Regions from separate parts of the Homo sapiens genome. Here all the other regions are linked to region 1. The links are chromatin loops, found by intact Hi-C in ENCODE. Cell type or tissue: A673. All regions are shown on one strand.

Region 1 (2,500 bases):
TTCCTACTCCTTTTCTTCAAAGCTTCCTATTTCTTGAAAAGTCTAGAACTTGTATGAAAGTGAGATTGTAAAAACTTAAATAAGATTATCTATTCAACACTATTACAAGCTTCCAGTTTAGTTTGTTTTAAAACTTCTAGTCATTGACAGTCTTGAATAAATTAGCCTACAAGATCATAAATCAATATGCCTATTAATATTATAAATCAATTTAAAAACTGAGGCATTTCTGAAAAACTGTAGACACCAAATTGTGGGTCCTCACCCTATATACAGCAAACTCATAGATTTCAGAAACCTGTTTTTCCACTCTTTTCATCACTGTTTTTGGCATAACATCTTACAGCAAATTATAAAGATACTACTACTAAAAGGAGAAATAGTTGACAGCTTTGATTATTCAATTCATCAACAAATGCTGAGTAATGTCAAGGGGACAAAAGTGGAGTATTCCCTTTTTGTTATAATGAATAATAATTTTTTTGATGATTGAAACCAAATTGTACTCAACTCTGTCCTTCTGCAGGTTCTTGGAATAGCCCCGTGTTTATAGAAACACACACACACACACACACACACACAAGTTGAACTAAGCCAACTTAACAGGTAGAGAGGTTAAAGTAAACTTTAAACTCTCTAATTTGTAAGATTTATTCTTAGGATACCAAAATACAGATCAAAAAGCCACTTGGTGGCTGGGCAAGGTGGCTCACGCCTGTAATCCCAGCACCCTGGGAGGCGGAGGCAGGTCAATCACCTGAGGTCAGGAGTTCCAGACCAGCCTGACCAACGTGGTGAAACCCTGTCTCTACTAAAAATAAAAAAAATTAACTTGGTGTGGTGGCGCATGCCTGTGATCCGGGCTACTTGGGAGGCTGGGGCAGGAGAATTGCTTGAACACAGGAGGTGAAGGTTGCAGTGAGCCGAGATCACACCACTGCTCTCCAGCCTGGGTGGCAGAGAAAGGCTCCGTCTCAAAAAAAAAAAAAAAAAAAAAAAAAAAAAAAAAAAAAAGGCCACTTGGTAATATCTGGACTTATGAATTTTCATAACTCATAACAATGAACTTTTCCAAGCTGATTATGCCCTTTACTCAGCCTGGTTTGGCACCTTCTCTTTCAGAATACATCAATGCCTCCTTTGCATATAGACTAATTCATTCCTTCTTTGGGGAAAGTAGACCTTGAAACTCTTTGTAACACATCATGGCTATTGGTGTCCAATCAATGGGGGTAGACAAACATATATTGCAAGATAACTCACATTACTGTTTTTCTTATGAGCTAATCGAAGTAAAAACACTGAGAAATCTATTATTGAAAATTTTAGGTTTTTCATCTCATAAAATATTTTGTGATTGAAATAAATATTAAACGAACCACTGAGAGGCAGTATAGTCCCCAAAATTATTTTTTCTTCTCATGAAAAGACAGGCATACTTTGAAACCAAAGCGTACCAATATTGCTGTCAAATATTTTAATGTACATAAGAGAAGAGAAAATCACCAGCCGTATCTCATTCTTCTGACTTGTTTTAACCAACCAGAAAACTAGCCATTTTAGAAACAGAAACTTGAAAACTAGAAAATTGAAAACTACAGTATTAAGAAAAAATGGTTTCACAGCAAGATCATAAAGTGTGTTTATATTTTTAAGGGAACAGTAAGGAATGAATCTAAAGATCCATTTGTTAGGGATCTTATTTTAACCAAGTGTCTATTTTTGGTAAGTAATTTTACTAAAACAAATTCAATGGAAAAATTCAGAAGCAAGGGTTAAATGATCCACTGTGAAGGTATAAGACAGATTTGTAAAACTAAACAAAAGCAAACTCATAGTAAAATATTTCAGTTGAACCGACAGAACTTTTTTGGTTCCTGCTCCATCTGCAGATGATACTAGTCCCTCACTGTGCCACACATCATGTGGCCTCTGTGGAAAACAACAACAACAACCACACACAAAAAAAAAAACAGGACACATGAAGCATTTTACAAAAATAAATATTTTTCTCTTGCAATATTTTGCAAAAAATGTCCAGGTTTCAGAATAACTGTCTATTTAAAAATATATATATAGAAGGTACTTAAAGTAAAAACCCATAAAGAAACAAAAAATGTTACCAAAGTTAGTCTGTTCAAGGTTGGAAAATAAAAATTCATTCACTTGATTTTTATATCTGCAAGGGTCAAAGGTCATCATATATCTCTAGTTATCAGTATTTCAAAAGTCAGAGAGGTAGCAACTTAAGAAAGGGCTCAAGGCTTCACTACTGAGGAATTAGTGCTCTGTGGGATGTTTTGCTCTTTAAAGTTTATCTGAGGATATAAAGTATCTTTCTTCCCAACTGTTATCTGAGGTGTGTAACCACAATGGCAGCAGAGCAAGGTGTCCATTTTGCCCACTCAGTGTCTGTTTCTGGTCATTTCATCTCCAAAGTGAAGATTTAACCACACAAATTTGTTTAGCTATTTTCTAATTCAGTATCACTAATTTGATG
Region 2 (2,500 bases), 260 kb before region 1:
ACTGAATCAGAAACTCTGGGTATAGGCCCAGAAACGTGTGTTGACAAGACTTCCAGGGGACTCTGATCAGCGAACATGTGAACAGTAGGAGGTTTCAGCAAAAGGAAAGCTCAGGATAGAAACCTTGCACCAACATGGGCTGTCTTTTGGTGTGAACATATATAGACATGTTTTTGTGCTTCCCTGGGGGTGCTGAAGAAGGCTGATGAGAGCCAAGAACCAGCAGGCCTGGAATGGCCCACAATGGTGAGGAGTAAATGTGCCAAGAGCAGAAACTGCAAGTAATCTCTTAAACTATGGGCTGGTGGAGGAGAGCATGACTGAGACTCAAGGTGTATTAGTTTGTTCTCACACTGCTAATAAAGACATACCTTAGACTGGGTAATTTATAAAGGAAAGAGCTTCAATGGACTGACAGTTCAGCATAGCTGGGGAGCCTCACAATCATGGTGGAAGGCAAAGGAGAAGCAAAGGCATGCCTTACATAGTGGCAGGTAAAAGAGCTTATGCAGGGGATCTCCCATTTATAAAACCATCAGATTTCGTGAGACTTATTCATTACCACAAGAACAGTATGGGTGAAACTGCCCTCATGATTCAATTATCTCCATCTGGCCCCACCTTTGACACGTGGAGTTTATTACAAGTCAAGGTGAGATTTGGGTGGAGACACAGCCAAACCATATCACAAGGGGTTGGCAGCATCCGAAAGCGACAAGGAGGGGCCAAGGCAGCAACACGGTGGGCCACCCACCCAGTCTAGCAAAGAGCCAGCAGGCAGGGCTGGCCCAGCAAGCTTTCTGCTCTACTCAGGTGTTCTCCTGTGAGGTAGAAAGGGAAGCAGAGAAACAGCACTTACAAAGATGTTGAAGCTTACATTCTCTGAATATTTATATAATTTTCAGCTGCTTAATTTAGAAGAAGAAGTAACTGTCATACTATCTTCCTACGCAAACCCTGACCAGCTGAGAGTCCATGTATAAGCTACAGTTACATTTTTAAAAAAAGAAGAGAAACAATTTTACAAATCTGTATTAGTGCATATATTTCAACACAACAACATAAATCTACCTGATCCATTTCATTATTTGCTTATTTAGAAACTATTTCAGAATAAAAGATTATTATTTCAGATTCCCTTGTCAGATAGCCTGGAAAATGTGAAGACTGCTTAGGGTTTTGAAACATTCACTTTGAAGTCGTCAGAAATGTTGCAGTGACAATTTTAAAACCACTTGAGGGCAGTAAAAGCACATTTCTTAACTGTACATTGCAGATGATTTAACCATAACCTCCAAAATTAAAGACTTGGCCAGAATACCTTATCTGCATTTCTAACTTTGTCTAGAGTTATGCCCCCACCCCCATCTGCCAGGTTTATATTCCTAGTTTCTCAAATTTAAGTAGAACAAGAACAAAAATTTAAAGCACACATTCTGTTTTTGGTTTCTTTCATAAGCAATATTTTTGCTGTGGCTTATAATTGATGTATTTCAGAGACATGGCTCAATTAAGTCACAAGTTCAACTTCTTTACCTCAAATGTATGTATATTTCAACATCAATTCATATATGTGAGCATGAATGTTTGTGTGTGGATATGTGTGTGTTTACCCGGAGAGATTTGAGTATATAAATAAAAATAGTCGTTATCATTATAGTGAATAAGAAGAACTCTTTTGGGCACATTTATAAAGGTACTTTACTCTTTCCCATCACAGCCCTGCAAATCCACTGTCTTGGCATCTTCTTCATCACCACCTTGAAAAAAATCTTGGGCAAGTCCCATAAATTCTCAGAAATTAAAAGAAGAAAGGTTTCCTAGTTACCTTTCCCCCCTAAATTGTTTCATTTCAGTAATTAAATCACCTATCTCTGTGTAATACTTAAAATTGCTAACTTCACCTAAAGTTAAACTTCTTCCCTTTATTTTGTCTGCTTCCCACCAGAAGTCTGCAGTGGGGAGAAGTGGTGAGGTGGTCACACACATTCTGGTCCATGTCCCTACCAAGTTTCTACTCTTCTTCCCACAAGGCTGCCTCTGACTTGAGGGTTCAAGAGAAGAAGAGGAAAGAGGTAAAGAGCAGAAGGTGTTTTCTTTCACCAATACCTCTGCAATCTGACATTCATTTGGTGGGTTGGGGGGCACTGCGGCAGTAGTTCAAATCTGCCCATTTCTCTTGTGGTCATTTTTGAGGGCTTTTGTGAGCTGTGTGACTGCACAACCAGGTCAGGGCCAACTTCATGGGTGTGAGCCCTATGTAGAATCTCAGGACCACAGGCTTAGAGGGGTCCCAGGCTTGGTTTAATGCTCTGTTGTTGCCTCTGCATTTTTAAAATAATTTTTGATCAAGAGACCCTGCATTTTCATTTTTCACTGGGCCCCAGAAATTATACAGCTGGTTTTGACTGAGCCCCTTCAACAGCAGCTTTACTGCAGGACAGTGCTTCTTTTTCAGCTGATAATTTATAATCTCCCTCTGCCTCTCGGGTCAGATTTT
Region 3 (2,500 bases), 81 kb after region 1:
AAACAACACAAAGGAATAACAGTCCTCTAGATACGGTTTGGTAGTGACAGTGAGCACAAAAAGAAATACAGAGTTTAAAAAAAAACTATAATTTGTCTCTTCATTTCCATTTTGATCAAGATCACTGCAGGTTATAAGAAGTCTCTAGAGGCTTGTGGTATGAATAGAAAGTGTGAGAACTGCTGATTTCTGTTAAAGCTGTTGGGGTCTAAGTTGAATGGGGTTGCTGAACTACCACATTACGTCACTTCTGGTTGTATCAAATTTATATTTACTAAGCACCACAAAAATTTCGTGGCAGACTACTTTCACCCACAGTCTAACACAGCAACATGAAAACTGAGAAAAAGATCCATGAACATGTGTAAGAAAATATAAACTGCTTGCTTTTTTACAAATCATTTCTGTCCCCAAACAAGAAAGATTATACAACAAAATAGCTTTTTCTGCTATGATAAAAGCTTTTCCCTCCCCCGCTCTTTTCTTCTCTCCTCTCTCTCTATTTAAAAAAAAAAAAATCTGATTTTATAAAAAACAGATCTGGAATTTGGGTGTCATGAGAAGAAAGAAGACAATAGATACCATAAATTTAAGGGCACTTGAAAAAATGTCTGGTTATAAACAAGTGAAGAATTCTGCTAGGAATCAAGTTGGGCAATTTAGTTCTTTCTTCTGTAAGGCACAAAGAATGTTAGAATTACAAAGGCAATAAATCATCCTTGGAAACTGAACCACAGTAGAATTCCTCCGTAAGTGTACACACAGTAAGCTCCCTTATAGACAGATTTTTTTTTTAACGTTAAAACTGCTGAAGGTCTTTTGTTAGTTAGTTTGTCAGATGGTTGGTGGGTGATTAAGTGAGTTATATGCTAAATAATGATCTTGAGTCACAACAAACTTTGACAGGCTTTCCCAGTAATCAATAATCAAATATTAAAATGCTTCAACAAACATTTATGCATTGTATACATGAAATACATTGCTACTAATTTTGTAAATAGTGAATTATCTTCTAGAGTGATTAGAATAAGAAAAGATGTATCTTATATTTACCTTCATTTTTACCATTTTCAACATTTCTTTCTGTGTGTAGATCCAGGTTTCTGTCTGATGTATTTCTTTTGCCTAAAGAACTTCCTTTAAGTTCTCTTATAGTGAAAGTTGGCTGATAATAAATTCTCTTTGTTTTTCTTACGTGTAAAGTCCTCATTCTTTATTTTTTCAGTAGTATATTAACTGGGCATTGATTTCTGGAGATGACCACATCTGGCTAATTTTTTTCAATTTTTTGTAGAGACTGGATCTTGCTATATTGCCTAGACTGATCTCAAACTCCTGGGGCTTAAGCAATCCTCCCACCTCAGCCTCTCACAGTGCTGCGATTAAGGGTGTGAGCCGTGGTGCTTGGTTGTGGCTTGGATAGCTTCTAATAAGAAGTCTGTTGCAATTCTTATTTTTGTTTCTCCATGTGTATGTCTTTTTACTTCTGGCTGCTTCAAGATTTTATCTTTATCTTTGGTTTTCAACAGTTTGAATACAATGTCACTAGGCCCTTCCTTCCTTCCTTCCTTCCTTCCTTCCTTCCTTCCTTCCTTTCCTTCCTCCCTTCCTCCCTCCTCCCTTCCTTCTTTCCTTCCTTCCTTTCTTCTTTCCTTCGTAATATTTATTCTTCTGAATGCTCTGAGCTTCTTGGATCTGTTATTTGAAGTCTTTTGTGACTTGGGGGAAACACTCAGCCATTATCTTTTCAAATATTTATTTGTTCTCTCCATTCTCTCTCTTTTCTCCTTCTGGGATTCCAGTTGCTCATATATTAGACCATATGACATTGCCCCACAGTTTTTGAATTCTCTGGCAGTTTTTTTTTTCTTTACTTTTTGTTTGAATCATTTCTTTTGATTGATCTTTACTTTTGTTACTACATATTTTTTGTTTCTGGCCATTTCTATATCATTCTCTCTTACAGTTTCCATTTCTCTGACAAAAATCCCTATATTTTCTTGAATGTTATCCACCTTTTACACTAGAATCTTTAACTATATTTTTATAGTTTGTTTGTTTTTAAATTCTCTACCTGAAGGCTCTAATGTCTTGGGCACATGTGAGTCTGGTTCTCTTGATTGCATTGTTTTTTGACAGAAAGTTGCTTTGTCTTGCATTTTTGTATGTCTCATAATTTTTGGTTGAATACTGAGGTATATAGTATTTATATCCAGAATTAGGCACACTCCTTTTATACTACACATTTAATGCAAGGAATTGACTCAGATAATGGGGTTTGGGTTGTGTTAGTGCTATATTTACCCCTAGCACACCACTGGCCTCAGATTTCTCTAGCATTATCTTGTGCTTTGGGTAGGGATTGGGTTTTCGGAGAATGTTTTTAATGTTCTTTTCAACCCTTGACTTTAGTCTTTTTCTGTGAGTCTAAACCTCAGAGAAGGTTTCCCTTCATCTTCTTTACTCTTTCCCATTGATAGACTGACACAACTTATTCAGT

What was found. Peaks named below come from ENCODE experiments on the same cell type or tissue, not always from the same donor. Only the 100,000 strongest peaks of a DNase experiment are listed, where the experiment ranks them.
Region 2: a loop joins it to region 1, with 2.7 times the contacts of the local background. A loop is called at or near these places in 7 of 110 quality-filtered maps.
Region 3: a loop joins it to region 1, with 7 times the contacts of the local background. A loop is called at or near these places in 2 of 110 quality-filtered maps.

The regions. Positions count from the first base shown.
Region 1 is chr3:151,659,978-151,662,477 of GRCh38, reverse strand. No RefSeq gene overlaps it. Among named protein-coding and RNA genes, the nearest start is that of AADACL2, 73 kb to the left of the region's middle. In A673, a CTCF peak has its summit at 1,347; a DNase peak (open chromatin) is centred at 1,407; H3K27ac peaks cover 923 bases.
Region 2 is chr3:151,917,190-151,919,689 of GRCh38, reverse strand. The region is part of intron 1 of AADACL2-AS1 (AADACL2 antisense RNA 1); the gene reads left to right. Among named protein-coding and RNA genes, the nearest start is that of AADACL2-AS1, 9.7 kb to the left of the region's middle. In A673, a CTCF peak has its summit at 1,229 (motif pointing right); a DNase peak (open chromatin) is centred at 1,239.
Region 3 is chr3:151,578,971-151,581,470 of GRCh38, reverse strand. The region is part of intron 1 of LINC02066 (long intergenic non-protein coding RNA 2066); the gene reads right to left. It also overlaps a transcript of IGSF10 not described here. Among named protein-coding and RNA genes, the nearest start is that of MIR5186, 14 kb to the right of the region's middle. RefSeq lists a silencer at 1,293-1,493. In A673, no CTCF peak of the experiment used is centred here; DNase peaks (open chromatin) are centred at 200, 710, 1,530 and 1,690; H3K4me3 peaks cover 424 bases; H3K27ac peaks cover 2,500 bases.